2 separate regions of the Mus musculus genome follow, and region 2 is linked to region 1. Evidence: chromatin loops called from intact Hi-C (ENCODE). Cell type or tissue: heart. All regions are shown on one strand. Each heading gives the region's core, and the rest is flanking DNA. Links, peaks and the distances in the headings are about the cores only. Region 1 has its middle 41 kb from the start of Gm41289. Region 2 has its middle 140 kb from the start of Gm32499.

The links. Hi-C counts contacts between places; a loop is a spot of excess contacts. Peaks named below come from ENCODE experiments on the same cell type or tissue, not always from the same donor. Only the 100,000 strongest peaks of a DNase experiment are listed, where the experiment ranks them.
Region 2: it touches region 1 in a loop (9-fold over the local background); 8 of 42 quality-filtered maps call a loop at or near these places.

The regions. Positions count from the first base shown.
Region 1 is chr15:32,727,541-32,736,133 of GRCm38, forward strand. No RefSeq gene overlaps it. Among named protein-coding and RNA genes, the nearest start is that of Gm41289, 41 kb to the right of the region's middle. In heart, for the core only: a CTCF peak has its summit at 3,514 (motif pointing left); no DNase peak of the experiment used is centred there.
Region 2 is chr15:32,008,607-32,017,199 of GRCm38, forward strand. No RefSeq gene overlaps it. Among named protein-coding and RNA genes, the nearest start is that of Gm32499, 140 kb to the right of the region's middle. In heart, for the core only: CTCF peaks have their summits at 1,402 and 3,611 (motif pointing right); no DNase peak of the experiment used is centred there.

The DNA.
Region 1 (8,593 bases), core at 294-8,293:
CTTTAACGGGCAAAAAAAAAATGTTCAAATACTTTTATTATTTTTAACTGATTTTTTACTTGAAAAATCATTACATCCTGACCTTTTAGGCTTCTGAAAAGCTACCAAACCATCTCTTTTGTGTGTGTTTTTGTGTTTTCCCAGCACCAGGCTGGGGTGAGAATGACCCTCTAAAGGGTTGAATTTGTTTACAATCCTATCTGCTGCTTTGTTCTGAACAGGAGAAAGCAGATACTTCTGTGAGGGAAGTTCTGAAACAGGAACATGAGAGATTTGAGAGGGAAATTAGTAACACTCACCCTGGGCTCCTGTGGGCTGTGCCTGGGACATGAATTTAGACTTTATGCGCAAGCATCTGAGAATGAACCTGCTCTGCCCCTTCAATGTTGGAGCAGCACAAGTGGCCTTGCCTGAGTGTAGTTCATCTTCTGGGATATGACAAGGTCTCTCTGCAGCTGCAGACTCCAGGCTCCTTTTAAATGTCATCCAGCACTCACCTGCCCATAGCCCACCTTTCCTTACAGAGCTTCTAAGAATGAGCTGTTTCCCTGCTCCCACTGTGTGTAGTGTTTCTGTAGATGTTATGCAGTGTGCTGGGGTTTCCAGCATTAGCCACAAAGTGAATGTGTGACATATTTAGGGGTCTGATAAAAACAGAGTAGATGGATAAATGAAGGATGTTTAAAACAGCAAAATGGATGCTCAGGAGAGCATTCCCCTCGATCTTCTCCCAGTTGAGGACACAGAAATCCCATCCGATAAATCTGCCCCCTTGAATTTGTGCTTCTAGAAGTCCTGAGAAACATAAATTCTTCTTTATAAATTATCCAGTCTCTATACATGTAGGCCAAATGCCCATACACATAAGATAGACAGACAGACAGACAGACAGACAGACAGATAGATAGATAGATAGATAGACAGATAGATTAAATAAATAAATAAATAAATAAATCAATCAATCAATCAATCAATCAATCAATCACCCAGTCTCTGGTATCCTAAATACATTGTACAGTGGTGCCCCAAGAAACTGGCTCAGAACACAGATTCCAACCCTGGTCCTGCCAGGTACAAGAAGCAGTAGAATCCTGATGGAGATATATCCCCCTGTCTATACATGTTTCATTTTATATATTCACCTGTCTCTACATCTTCGTATCTATACATCCTCCAGTTTATACATCCTCCTGTCTACACACCCCCTGTAGGCGTGTCAGAAAGCAGAGTGGACAGCATTTCCAAGCAGGTATCACCTAATGATTTTCTGGAAAAAAGTTTGAGTTCTATAATTTTAAATATTAACCCACTCAAATTCAAATTTTAAAGTCACATAGGAGCCTAGGGAGAAAGCTGCGTCGGTAAAGTGCTTGCAGCACAAACAAGAGATCGATCGTGCGTTTATACCCAAGAAGAAAAGCAAGAGTTATTGTAAACATAACAAGCCTGTCATCCCAGTACCAGAGAGAATGTTCCTGGTGAACCACAGAGGCTCAGTGACCGAACAGTCTTCTCAAAGCTCAGTGAAAGACCTTGTCTCAAAAGATCTGGCAGAGAACTAATTTATGTAGATAATGTTTGGCCTACACACATAGCCACACATACAGGCCACTGAGTATAAAAGAAAAATATTCTATATGCCTTACAAAGCATTAATAGATTCTAGGCTACCACAGTCTAATACCTTGCCATTTTTGTTTAAACTGTATTACATCAGTGTCTGGAGACTGGAATTTTCCTTTGCACTCAGAAGTACCTCTGCTGAAGTCCAGGGAGGTGCAGCAGGGGCTCAAAAGCGCCTAATGACCATGGGCTCTGCTCATTCTTTTCTATCCCCAAGTGTAATGAAACGAGAGACTGATTTTCCTTGGCACCATCTGAACAGGAATTTGTTTTTGTTTGGAACAAATACTTATGTGGGTGAAATTAAAAATTGCCATCTTGGATCAGGGTGTAGCCCAGTGGCAGAACACACAAAGAATCTTGGATTCTACTTCTAGCACCACACACAAAGGAACATAAATCTCATCATGTTAAATAAGACATGTAATGTTGTAAATGAAAGAAAATAAATACCTTCAAGAAGGGTTTGGATTAATAGCGTTACAATGTAATAGTTTACATTATTTTGAATTTGGATGAGGTAGATAAAATAATCCCACCACCGTTTGATATTATATTATATACCAGCAGATTTCCAACACTCTCAGATAACTTACATTCTATCAAAACCAGAAACTAACATTGCAAATAGAATTAAGGTTATTAAACATGTGACTCTTAGATAAGACTGTTCTGAAATATCCAGAGACCACTTATCCACTTATCACTAAATATCCACTTATCACTAAAGTTGATAAGTGGAGACACAGGGACCAGAGTCAAAGTGCTGTGTTGTGAGACAGATCTCACCATCTGGGAAGGCTCTTGAAGAAGCAAGGAGCCACAAAGCACAGCATCTGAACAGTCACTCCAAAGTGGAGAAGGCAGGCAAAGGGATTCTTTCCCCAAAACTTCAAAATTGGCTAAACCCATATCGGCAGGTGTTTTTTAGGCTCATGGGGTACTTTTTAGGTTCTTGGTTTTTAGATATGTGATGATGAATTATTGTGGTTTAAGATACCAAGGGTTTGGTAATCTGTAACAGATAACAGAAGTAAAATAACAATAGCCTGCCTCCTATCTTGATCTTGGCTATTTGAAGTTTCTGATCTTGTTGAACTGTCAGAGTCCTTGTTTTCCCATTTCTTCTTGGTCTTAGATCCCTTCTCACAACAGTGAAAAGTTGATAATCCCCACCAGCACAGAATGGCACAACTCTGATAATGGATGTCTATGATGTGCCTTTCATGGAGCTGTCTTTGTCCTGGTTGTGCCAGTTAGGTTTTTGGCAACTTATCACAAGCTAGGGTCACTGGGGAAGAGTAAACCTCAAGTGAGAAAATGCCTCCATCAGACTGACATGTAGTAGGCAAATCTGCAAGGGCATTTTCTTGATTAATGAGTAATGTCAAAGGAACCAACCAGCTTTGGGTATCCTCATCTCTGAGAGGAAGTTCTGGCATGTATATGAAAGCAGGCTAAGCAAGCTATATAAACCAAGTCAGTAAGAAGCATTCTTCCAAGATCTGATTTGGTTACTGCCCAAGTTACTTTTGGTCATGATGTTTATTATAGCAATAGAAAGAAAACTTGGACATTGGCAGACAGTATAATTTCTGAGTGCCCAGTCGCCAGGATCCCCTTCACAGGAAACTTGTTTGTACTACAGATGTCCTTGTCCTTAGCCTCCTTCCCTGAGAGCTCTAATCAGATAAAAGTTATATTCATTTGCATCAACAACAGTGTGTTAGTTACAAGCCTTGGGTAGATGAGGGTAACACGCATCTCAGGACCAACAGAAAATGGAAAGCTAACCAGGGAAATGCTCAGCCCGATAGAAGAGAACAAGGAAGGAAGTGTGAGATATGTTGGATTACCAAAGCAGACCTCTGCAGACAGTGCCATCTGCTGGCTTTACAGTAGTCAGTCGCATGCTCCTTGGGAGCCACCTTGTGAATGAGGCATTGTCAGTGTGGCATGTCTGCAGAGTAAAAGGGCCAGTCAAGTCATTAGCTCTAGCTGATCTGTAGGCATGTGTGGGACCAGTGTGTGGCTCTATATGGCATTATTCTTTTTCAACTCCCTGGGGTAAACTGAGAGGACAGGAAAATGGAGAACAAAGTCCACACTGACTAACTCTGCCTTCAGCTAATTGAAGTTCACCTTTTGCTCAAGAAATTACACCAAGCCAACACTAGCCTATAGGAATCCATCATGCTTCCCGTGTAAGTGGTAATAACTACTGCCTCCTAGTTTGTAAGAGAAGGTAAGACCCTGTGTGCAAGCAACATCAACTTGACAGTTCTAAGCATAATATGCTTTGTTCTGTTCTCTTTGTTGACAAACAGATAACTCCCTTCATTTTCAAGTTTGTATCTTTGGTAAATGAAATATTTTTTGGCACGTACCGTGTTCCAGAGCATAATTGGTCATAAATATTAACTCCACTGAGCTGTTTCAATCTTTATACCACAGTGACTAAAGCAGATTCCATTCTTATTCTTCCTTTTGAAAAAAAGTTGTGAAGACTCTGAATTTTGACAGTTAGTAAGCAGTGGTATAAGCACTCTACATCCTTGTGAACCTATTCCATACAGTTCCCGTTACTGACTGTGATGCTCACAAGTGTGCACATGTGTTTACAATGTTCCTGCAGTATCTAGCACGTGATGGATTTTTATTATCACCCAACAGCAACTGAGAGTTCATGGTCACCACTTGGTCAAGCTGACTCAGCCTTGGTTACTTGTGAGGCGAGAAAGCAAATAGCTAAGGATAGTCTCCCTTCTTCCAGCATCATGTCTATCTTGTGTGCAGAGTGCCAAATGTGGACAGTTCCAGTGGGCTCTGCTCTTTACTAACTGACTTTTTTGAAGGAGATATACAAGTTATTTCAATTAGTACAGTAGTGAAGAGGACTCTGCAGACACAGTAGGGTGAGAGATGCAGAGGGAGTCCAGATGTGATGTTCTCTGCAACATGCATAGATGGAGAGTGGCTTGAGACTCCACATAGCCAGGAAAACTGTTAGGACCAAAACTGAGGCAAATGGACTTGTTTTACAAATTGTTGAATGAATGTAGTGTTGGCTTTTGCAAATAACAAATCTTATTTTGATTTAGGGGGACTGGCTAAAAGTAGATTTCAAGGCCAAGTAGACATCTCCATACTTGAGAATGAGCCAGATCTCTATGGCCAGTTCAGAGGAAAAACTGGGATATGGTTGGATTCTTCATCATGAACTAATTTCTCTACGGGGTCTCATTTTTTAATGGAGAACAAATTACAGATGCACACAACAGGGAGATCTTTGCATTCATAAACATAGCAAGATTCTATACCCTGAAAATCTATATATATTTTACAAACGCAAAACAAGAATGAGATTGTCACCTGAAACAAACACAATGCCAGGGGCATATCTGCAAGAATATGTTTATTCTCCACTTAATAAAAAAGCCTTTCACAACATGAACACAAAACATTTTGTTGATGCTAGCACATAAGATATGTATTCAGTCAATATGCTCTTCTGGTACGTGCTGTGGATGGTCACTATCTATTGGGTGTTGAAAAGACACAGGGTATGAGACAGTGCCTCTGTTCCTGATGCAATCACACCAGGCAAATACAGGACATAACACATGAGGTAATTTCTGTGAAGTGCTAGGGAGGCAGTTGATCACTGGAAGTTAGCAGCCCCAGTGAGAAGGTAATATCGTTGCTGCTTTTTGTAGACTCCCTTTGAAAAATGTTCTGAAGCCAGTATGTATGCCCCATCTGCTCCTTGGGCTTAGGGATCCTTCCTGCCCCACGGTGCCATGCTTTACCAGCCAACCTTTATAAACTGCCTCCTTTAGCTCTATTGAGTCTAAGCTTGGGAGAGCTTGGGTAATAAGAGGAAAGGAGCATTTCAGTATTTATTCCTTGGCTCCCCTACCTAATGTGCATGGGTTGACCATGGCTGTGCTCTGACTCTGAAGGATACTGCTATTTTAGAATGCACCTTGTACTTGTCTGGTTGGAGTCTCATTACTTGGCATATGCCTATGGTTGGAAAAACACATGCTGCATATACCACACACACACACACACACACACACACACACACACACACACACACACCCTGAGGGACAGTGTGGGTGTTGGGTAGATGGAGAGGAAGGTAGATTCTAAATTGAAAAACAAAGATGGCATAAGAGGTTTATTGTGGTGGAGGTGTGGTTTATAGGCGTGTGGGATGCAAGGGAATGCCATGTGGAGGCCAAAGAAGGATGCCAGGCATCTTCCTCTGTCTCTGGCCAGTTTATTTTTAAGAGAGTGTCTCTCACTGAACCTTAAGCTCATTGCTTGCTGGACAGCAAGTTCTAAGGATATGCTTTTCTCAGATCTGGAGGAACGGGTTTTATTTATTTATTTATTTATTTATTTATTTATTTATTTATTTTTGTGGGTGCTAGGACTTTAACTTGGGTACTTTTGATTGTCTACCAAGCACTCCAGCACCAGTTGAAACAGTTCTTCACATCCTTGAATTGAGCTTCTAATAAAAAAGCGCTGTTGTATAGCCCAGGTATATTAACTACAACAGGTATGAAAATAAGGTAAAGTGGATTTATTCATAAAGAAAGCAATTTAAGAGGGGAAATACACACAAACTTAAGAAAAAATTAAAAGATCTATTCCCCCAAAACTCCCTTGTTCTTTCCTCTTTCTTCAGCACCTTCTGTTTTCTCCATTCCAGAGTAACAATGGCTCTCAAGTTTAGCATGAGAATGAATCTTGAGGGAGGAAGAATAAAGGGTCTCACAGGAGCATGGGAACAGATTGCCTGACTGACAATTCAGTGAGCCAAATCGAGTGTATTGTTTCAAACTCAGTGTAAAATATAAAACCTTAAAATTTAAGACCTCTGTAAATCTGTTAAACATTTTAAGAACTGAGTTTTACCCATAAGATTTTCACATAAGGGGGAGTGACCACACTCACATGGAATAATGACTTGTAGTGAACAGGATGGATTCATGTTTGTGATGCAGTGTGAACAGGGAGGTCTCGTCCCCTTCATAGATGTTTGAGCTGCAGGAGAGGACAAGGATAGAGTTGAATCTCACTGGTAAGTCAGAAGATATTAAGATGCCACCATCTGTCTTTCTCCTCCTGGAACCCTGAGGAAGATGGCTTTCTCTCTTCTGAAGTAGGATAACATGTCAACCACTCTTTTAGAATTTATCCTGTCTCTTCTTGAATTTTTATTAACATGCAAATAAATGATGAAATCCTGGAGGACATAATTCCTAACCAAGATGAAGGATTTTGCCCATGGGAAATCCTGGTAGCAGCTACTGGATAGGAAAGAAAAATAACTGCAGAAATCTCAGAGGCATTTAATTGTCAACTCCAGCAGCAGCATGGTAATAACAGCTCATGCATATCCTTGTTGTATTAATGAGACAAAATTTTCCAGGGTGTGAAAAGGTGTTCTTATTTTATTTATCAAAATCCACAGCTAAGCCCTGGAGACCTGCTTAGTCAGAATATCGGCTTCTGTTGAAGAATTTTCCTGTCTTTTTTCTTTGCCCTCTTTTTCTCTTATCTATCCATATCTATCATTTTTCTGTCTGTTTGTCTATCACCTGACTGTCTGTCTATCTATCCTTGTTTCCATATGTATATGAGTATCACATAATTACATATTATATTCAAAGAAATAAACATACGCATATATGTGGATATTAACCTCAAACTAACATCATGTAACAACTTACCATGAACTTGGTTGAGACTTCAGGACACAGAAATGTTGATACTACTCTTTAGTTTTGAAAGAAGATGGGTTTTGAATGTGAGCAACAGATGTGCAGATAAAGAGAATATCAGGCAAAGAGAGTGTGAGACAGGGCTGGTGAGATGGCTCAGTGGGTAAGAGCACCCGACTGCTCTTCCAAAGGTCCGAAGTTCAAATCCCAGCAACCACATGGTGGCTCACAACCACCCGTAATAAGATCTGATACCCTCTTCTGGTGCGTCTGAAGACAGCTACAGTGTACTTACATATAATAAATAAATAAATAAATAAATAAATAAATAAAGTGAGAGACAGGCATTTGTAACTTGACAGGACACAGCATTCTTCATCCCCATACCCTATTCTGATGCGTCTGAAGACAGCTACAGTGTACTTACATATAATAAATAAATAAATGAATAAATAAATGAATAAATAAATAAATAAATAAATAAAGTGAGAGACAGGCATTTGTAACTTGACAGGACACAGCATTCTTCATCCCCAATGGTTGGCCAAACTGAGATGGGGATGCAAGTGCTGAGATGGGGATGCAAGTGACCTGAGAGACACTCTTGGAGGGAAATGGCCTTGTCTTGTCTACACAGAGGAGAGATGTCATCATATGCTTTCAAGACTCAAAAGGGAATTTGGCTGAACATAAAGGACAGACATCCCAGCCCTGACTCTGGGAGCCACTTCACCATTCTTGCCTCAGTGAGAGGTAAAGGCAACTGTATCAGCCCCTCTCTCTTCACTCCAATGTCAGAAACAGAGGCTGGGAAGGTGGCTCAAGTACTAAACTGCTTGTTGTACAAATTTGATGACCCAAGTTTGGATTCTCAGTACCCATATAAAAATCCAGGTAAGGGAGTATGTATCTGTACCCAGATATGGCTGTGGGGACTGGGGGAGGCAGATTCACGGGAGCTCACCAGCAAGTCAGACTAATAGAATCAGTGAACACCGAGATTAGTGAAGTGCCATGCTCAGCTCCATGAAAATGACTCACCTGTGTTTCAGGCACAAATAAAGCTTCCTAATTATTGATCCTGTGATGTATCTGATCACCACACACACTTCTGGATCATAAGTGTACATTGGTTTATAGAAAGAAAATGAAAACTTAGACTTCTCACTTCCTCATTGTGCCCTTGGGTGATCTAATCTGATCTCTTTGCTAGAAAATTCAGTGCAATATCA
Region 2 (8,593 bases), core at 480-8,479, 720 kb before region 1:
TGTCGACACATCTGAGGTTTCTGTCAGTTGCTGACCATCATGCACACTGTACAGAAACACATTGTCTATGCCACTGTGTGGGCTGCAATCTCAGCATCCCAGGGAGAGTTCCTGTACCTGTTCACCAAGCAGATAGAATAAAACAATTCTCTGCCAATCTTATGTGAAATAAAATATCAAAAAAATAAAAGGAAATAATAAAAAATGAAACAACACTGAAACACACACACAAACCCTACACTTTATTTTGGAGTTTGTCACAATTAAATGCTTACCAATTCAAAATTGATACACCATCTCTATATTTTAAATAGGTTACTAGTATGACTATATGATAAAAGCATAATTTATAGCACTTAATTAAAATAGGCAGCTGCTTGCAATGACTTAGAGTTCAACTACATCATTCAGAGTGAACTACATGTCACTTATCTATACATAACTCTATCATCTACAAACCATGTGTTGGGCTAGAGATATCATTTGTGGGATAGAGTGCCAGCCTATCTTGTGTTAGGCCCCAGATTCAATGTCAAGTACAAGGAGGAAGGAAGGAAGGAAGGAAGGAAGGAAGGAAGGAAGGAAGGAAGGAAGGAAGGAAGGAAACAAGCTATATGCTAGAAGCTCTACTCACAGAAGAATCGAGATGTGATTCTATCAAGTATAGAGTGCTTCATCTCAAGGATGAACCCAGTTTGCAGACTATCTTGTTACTCATAAGCTATTGATACTGGACATTTACTGGCAGTCTGCCTCATATCAGTCCCTACTCTTGTTGTGTAGGGTTTTTCTGACTCTGCAGTAATTCCCAGACACCCCAGTTGTGGTAATTAAGACATAGGAATGCATATGAACTAAGCACTAGGGGTAAAGGGCAAACATGACATCTGATAAAGAAAACAGCTTTGCATAAGAAAAAGCCTTGGGGTTTGTTCAGAACTCTAGAAAAAAGAAAGAAAGAAAAGAAAAAGACAATTTTATTCAAACTGAATTTGACTGAGGGAGCTTATGAAAGGTTATTTGTCTTGAAGGTCAGTGGGTCAAATCTGGACTTGACTGTGAGAATGATAAGATGTTGCTGAATTTTAATCAGAGGACTGCTGAGGTTTATTTTCTATGTTTAAATGGCTATTCTGGCCACAGCTCAGAGACTGAGAGAGGATGAAAGAGGAGGTTTTGGAATAGACCAATCAAGACAGGCTTGCCCTACCCTGGAACTGGGCTGAAATGGTGTGGAGAAGGTGGATCCAAGTGTATTGCATCCATTGTTCCTTGACCAGATGATGGAGGAAAGGCAAAGATGTTGTGGGGAGGCCCAGGAGATATTATATCTAACTCCTGAAATGGGGTGCAGAGTGAGACAATGGGCTCCAAGTCAACTTCCTTATGCAGTGTAAGAGGGCGGCCAGTGGGGGAGCCTGACTACAGGGAAGCAAGTCACCATCACAGACATGACAGTGTTCAGAAGTTAGGCCGGTTATAGAGTAGGGTTTCATATTTGGGTGGAAATGAATCCAGCGATGATGGGAAGAGTCAGAGCACTGGAACTTCTGTAGGTAGGAGACTAGCAAGAAAAAAGCAGGTGCCAGGGGAACCTAAGAACTACAAGGCAGGAAAGCAAAGATGGTGTGGTGCCACCAGATAAAGAGTATCATGAAAGGAAACATATTAACAAGTACCAAATGTTGCCTAGAAGGCAATCACAGTCAGGTCTAAAAGTGTCTTTAATGTTTCTCCTTTAAAGGAATGTGTATGTGTGTGTAAATATATACACACACAACACATATACTTTTAGCCCTGTGTATGTGTGTGTGTATGTGTGTGTGTGTGTGTGTGTGTGTGTGTGTGTGTGTGTGTGTGTGTACCATTAGTACCCATTGGGATGATTGCTGATGTCTTTCAGGCAAGGAGAGGCTGAGATGAATCTGACAGAGCTTGTGCTAGAAAGCAAGGATGAATCACAGAGGAAACAACACAACGGCATAGGATCGGGCTGCATTCGTAGTTGTTCTTCTTGTCCAAAATCACAAGTTATCCAGGAAAACGGTCTTAATTGGTTTCTACAAGTTGACCATCTGGAAAGTCCCCAAGTTTGTAACAGTCATGCTGTTACAAAGGAAAAAAAAAAATCAGAACTGATGCCTCCTGAAGCAGCAATTCAGTGTTCTTATCTGAAGTTAGGAAAAAGGGAAATGGAGCCTAACCTTGTCTCCCAGGAAGGAATTGTAATTATGACAATCCAAATGATCTCATTTCGGAGGGAAAGCATGCTGGCTGCTCATAACTTGGTTCATCACCTCACGGTAGGACAGAACTGATTTGGGAAGTCTCAGATTCGTTAAAAATCATTAGATGTGAGGTAGGCAGGCTGACGCAGGGATAATCAGCACTGTCCAACCAAACCGCCTGTTGAGCTCAAGGCTGTTTTTGAGCACGGATGCATCTGGAAATGGCCAGTACTTTCACTGATGCGGATAGGGCTCTTGGTTTTAGTGATGCAGGACACAGGGCTGGGTGTCACCCACTCCTGTCATGGAATCCTCTTTGCATGGCTTCACATGGCACTTTGGGTCTAGTCTCCAGGTTACTGGAAATGCAAAGGAAAGAACCACAAGCTAAATAGCGCCATGGGAAAGTGTTTGGGTATGTCCAGAAAGCAAGATGTTTCATATGCTCCTAGTGTGGCTCTTCTTTTAAGTCAGGGCTTTGGAGAGGATTATGTTCTGGACTGGAGGAAAGCTAAGAGCCTGAATGGCTGAGCCTGGCATGAACATGCACAATCCTTAATATTCTCTCTCTCTCTCTCTCTCTCTCTCTCGTTCTCACTTTCTTACACTCTCTGTCTCTGCCTCTCTGTCTCTGTCTGTTTCCGTGTGTGTGTGTGTGTATGTGTGTGTGTGTGTGTGTGTGTGTGTGTGTGTGTGTGTGTGTGTGTAGGGTCATGGACACTATTGGAAACATTACTTTTCACTGAGTATTATATTACTTTGAGGGTGATTGTGAGTTTTATAGGTGTGCTCTCTGTTCTGGGAAGTGGCCATGTCTGGACAACTGAAAATCTTCTAGGCACATGGCCCCTCCATCTCTTGAGGCTCCAGATAGTTTCCCCTCCTCTTCCCACTCAAGGTATACTCAGTAGTAACAAAGTCCCACAAAATGAGTCTCTGAGCATTTAAATATTCTTCTCTGTCCTCTTGATCATGTACATACTCCAGAGATGGCACATCAAGCCATCTGGTGTGACTTGCCTTCCTGTTGGACTGAGATGGGCACATCTTCCATTTGAATTTCTAGTGGAGCGTGCACTTCACAGTTAGGACAAAGGTCCACCCAAAGAAGAGTAAATGTTTTATTTGTTTGTTCTTTGTGGGGGTGGGTAAAGAAAATTGTGCTGATTCTTTGCCTAGAGCAGAGCTATACACACTGCATTTCAACAGATAATCATTAGCCCAAAGTCTGTCCAAATTCAAGGCATGATTCAAATTTCATAGTGGGTAAAGATTAGGAGAAAATGTCTACAATATTTTGGAAGGCTTTTAACATGCCAACGGTGGGAAGGAAAAACTAGAAATCAACTACCTCCTCACCAGACATTTTGTGACACTTTCTACTCCAACCAACAGGGGGAGCTGTGTGACTTTTCTGCTCAATTCTAAAAGGGGTGTGTGTATATGTGTATGGGGCGGGGAATCTCTGCCTTTATTCAAGTATGTTTCCTTTTGTTGATGAAATTTTGAAGGTTTTTCTTTTTACATGACTCCTATATAGCTCTTGTTATATTTTTAAAGCCCTGTGTTTTGGGTGGTAGGGGCTTTTATTCTGTGAGAGGAGTCAGCTGTGGCATTTTCTATAGCACCATGCAACAATATTATTTCCTTCATATAGCTCTAAATCTGTTATGGTGTCTTTTAAAAGATTATGACTATTTTGTTTTATTTTTATTGAGCTATAATATGTTTACATATTTACTGTTGCACACATTTTACAGAAAAGAACAGAAACATTTCCCTAATTTCACGGGGAGGGGGGTACTTCCAACGAAATACTATGTAACTGTGAATACATTATATTGATACAAACAGCCAAATGGATTTTTGTGCCAATAGGTAAGCTAAATGATAGGCACTGCATGTATATTCTAGAAATGAACATTGCAATATACAGATAAGAAATACCTAGATGAGGCTCCCCACTCCAGGAACATAGAAATAGGGGTTCTAGTATAAGTGGCTAAGGGATTTCCATTCTTATATGAGAGGGTCAGATTCTGCATCAGAAAGTGGAGTTAGGGATAACTCGGTATAAAGTAAGTGGAGGACACAGTAAGGTGGAGTGGGTCTGTGCAAAGATCCCGAGGAGGGAAAGTGGCTGGCACACACTTGAAGGAAAAGCATAGTTTTAGGAGCAAATGATAGGAACAGGTGTGTGGTACTTTCTCAGTTGACTGGAATGTGCTTTGCCCTCTTGATGGCCAACTTCAGGTCACACCCGAGATAACATTTGAAAGTACTGTGTGATCTCTGGACTTTCAGTTCTTTCTCAGGACAGTTGGTGGCTCGAGCCTCGTGTATGAAAACCTGACACAGGAAGAAACTTCAAGGTCTTTCTTTATGTCATAGGCTGGGAATTTATGGTTGGTAAATAGAATAAAAATGTTTCATCTTGTGTCTCTTTTTTTAATACAAGTTTTAAAATAAGCACATATGATGTAATTAAGTACAAAGTATGTTCTCAAACAATACTCAAAGTGACTGATTCCCCTCTTTTCTACCCTAAAGGCAACATCTGTTACCAATTTCTTCTAAGCCATTCCAGAGATATTCCAGTTGCCATAGCATGAGAGAGAGAGAGAGAGAGAGAGAGAGAGAAGGAGATAAAAACCTGTGCTCAGATACCAGTGCACATTGTGTGTGTGTGTGTGTGTGTGTGTTTAGGACAGAGGTCAGGTGCTATATGCGTTATTTTAAGAGACAATCTCTCTCACTGAGACTTGGGGCATGCATCTAGGCTAATAGGGTTGGCCAGAGTCCCCAGGGATTCACCTGTCTCTACCTCTTTGGTACTGAGATTGCAAGGATGAAGTTCTATGCCTAGATTTTTTTTTTTTTTGTGGGCACTGGGCATTGAAGTCATGCTTTCTTTTCTTTTCTTTTCTTTTTTTTAAAAAAGATTTATTTATTTATTATATGTAAGTACACTGTAGCTGTCTTCAGACACACCAGAAGAGAGCGTCAGATCTTGTTACGGATGGTTGTGAGCCACCATGTGGTTGCTGGGACTTGAACACTGGACCTTTGGAAGAGCAGTCGGGTACTCTCACCCTCTGAGCCATCTCACCAGCCCGAAGTCATGCTTTCATAGAAAGCACTTTACTGACTGAACGAACCATCTTCCCAGACCATGGCGTCTTATATCCCTTCATAGTCCTACTCAGTCATCTTCCATCTAAAAACCCTTTCTTGTTTCCTGAGTGTTTGCTTTTGCCTTAGGGACTTGTTGCATCTGTCTCAACATCTCCAGACACATGTTCATGCTATGAAGAAGCGGGTGATCATAGGATGGCCATCTCTCCAAAGCAGAAGACTCAACAGAATCCATTCCTTCACTCTCCTTCCATATTTGTAGATGAGTTGTCATTAATAGTCATCATTAAACTCGGAGACTCTTCCAACCATGCCTTGCTGCAAAGGGAACACAGAGTAGTGATCCCGTGGCATCTCCCTGCCCTCTGGTGGGTTGACTAAATCTCATCTGGAATTGACATCTAGAAGGGGATAAGTTCTAAGTGCAGAGCAGCTGTGAAATTCCTGCTTAAGCAATGTCCATCCTGTCTACTTGCTGCTTTCTGTGCTTAGAACCAAGACGTGTGCTCTAAGCTACAGTTCTTTACCTATATCATCAGCAGGATCCATATTGTCACCTTCCTCCTGTGAATCTTTGCACCTCAGTGGGCATCATCCAGGAAGCAATTCTTTTAGCAACATCTTGTCATGTTCTCCTGACACTTGTGTTTTTGTGTTTCTATGTAGATTAGACACTGGAGTGCCCAGAAATGTGGACAGAAGAGTCACTTACAGCCCAGTGCTAGAGAGTGCTGGGATTGTGGGCTGATGCAGCTTGGCAGCAGATGTCTAAGGGACAGAAAATGCTTTCCTGATTTTACTCTTCTGTCATTATTTCCCAGAGGAAATTGTTTCATAGAATTTAAATTCACAATGAATGAAGCCTGAGCGGATTCATCCTAAACACTGTGTTCCCTGGGTTGTCTCATCTGAGGAATTGGTTTCCCTTTAAGGCCAAGCTCTCAGGTCTGAATTGATATTTCTTAGGCATTTAAGAGAGAAGATAGAAGATCCTAGGGTTCTCCATTTCTAGCTATAAATGATTATACAATCTTGGCGACCAGTCTTTCTGGAGATTTTAGATTATTAAGTTGATGCCTCATGACTGACTTAATGATGTCTTTCTTATTGGACACTTAATATTTTATGTTTTCACTGCTCTAATGAAGAACGCTACAAGAAATGCATGTAAGTGAGACTATTCACAAGTGACATATACAGTCACACGTTTTGACATAGCTTAGTCACGGGAGGGGTTACTTCTCTTACACTTCCCAGTTCTCTTCCTTTTGTGGAGACTCAGACCCTATGCCATTCTTCTACAATAGAGAGTGACTTATCCCTGGCTCCTCTCTAATGGCTGCCTTTCTGTGTGACCAGTTATGACTAATGTCACGTGGGCAGAAGTGGTACAAGTAAACTGTAGTAGCCATAAACTTCTTTAATGGGAGATTATTGTGCAATCTTTTTCTCTCCTTCCAATGTTGTGTTGAGGATGTGAGTTTGAGAGCTTGAGTGTGCTCTCACCGTATACTGTGAGACAGATATGACAGGAGCTGGACAAGGGAACAGCTGAGCTCCTGTGTGCTTGTAAGGAACTGACTCATTATACCAGCACCAGGCTGCTTTGGAAGGTGCAAATTAACTTCTATCCTGTTAACAATCTTTCTGTGGGGTCTTTGTAATTTTCACCTTCATGCAACCTTGCAGGAGTATAATGAGAGAATCCTAGAGTTCAAGGGTGATCAGGAATAATGCCTAGAGACTGGAACTGAGATCCCAGCGAACAAAGTAGACATACCCTAACAAAATTAGCTCCCTCAGAGCTTCTCCCTCTATGATTAGCTGAGATTATAGGATCTGCTTCAACGTTCTTCACTGTCTATTAGATCACACACTGAAGCCAGACAGGGTAGATACAGTGACCTCATGCCCCAGGTAATGAAACCAAACTCTCCAGACAAATAGAGAGGCTGGCTAAAATGACAGGCTTCTGCACAACCCAGACCTACTGACTCACAGTGCCTGGGGATGCCGACTAAGGAGTACTTATAGTCAGTTTATTAAATGTTCCTGAAGTGAGGACGTGCTTGGGACTTATGCCCCAATTCTGCTGAGTTTTCAGATAATTGCTTTGTTGTCCAGTAACTTTTTGAACACACCCTGTGGAATTGAGCCCGTATGAAATAGATATAAAGAAACATATGTTGTGACCAGCTTATTATGCCTTTGAGTACTGGGAAACTGAGGCACATAAGTAGTCTGTTACTTTAGCAAGCATAGCATCGCTCTGTCCCTGGGCTTGGAGTCATTGGGAGCTGAGTCTCCTTGCCTTGTCCTTTGGCCGCTCCCAGCATCCCCGAGTCAGCTCATCTAGCTAGCTCTTCACATTCAGCTCTACAGGGAAGACAACAGGACACAGTGGGGATGGACAGACACACTTCAGCTCCTTTGGGGATGCTTTCTCTAGTGGGGATGCTTCCAATCCTCTCTAGTTTTGAAGTTATTAAATAATTAGGTTCCTTATGTCCCCCTGGGAAGTTTGGCTAGCTCTTTAAACTGAGAACTCATTAATCCCCACATTTTTACAGCTTTCCCAAGTTGTATCCCAGGTCTTATAATGTGACTATATGTCATTTCAGCCATCAGTAGGGTGTGGTTCATGTTTCTCTGGGTCCAAATTGGCTTGTGACCTTGGGTGACCATGACATGCCATCCCTGTTGGTTTGGCATTACAAGCATCACTTGTCTTCTTGGAAGCTTGTTCTACTGTGCAAACAGTCCAGGATCCCTTGATGGGCAAAGAGGGGGAAAGCAGACAGGTTAGCCCAGTTTACAGCCAGCTGACTAACCTGATCACCTGGAGGGTGAGCTACGAAGGCCTCATCTGAGAAGTGCAGAATTATAAACTACATAAACCTTGGATGTCTTACACTACCAAATGGTTAATTATGCAACAAAGGGCAGATAGTACAGGCATCAATGGGGGCTAACTAAGGGTTGGTAAAAAGAGCTGGGGGTGGCCATAGTGAGGACACATGCCCTCAAGTGTGACTGAGTTTCCAATCCTCCATAAGCAAGGACATTTCCTGTACTATTAAGGAAAGAAATTTCTTTCCCAGGAGTCTCCCTTAATGTGAGCTGATGCGTCCATTTGTTTGCTCACTCCTACTTCACTTTCAAAAGCTCAGCTGTGGGAGAGAAACCCCTGAGGACATTATAGCCTCCACTAATTGTTCCTGTCTGCATTT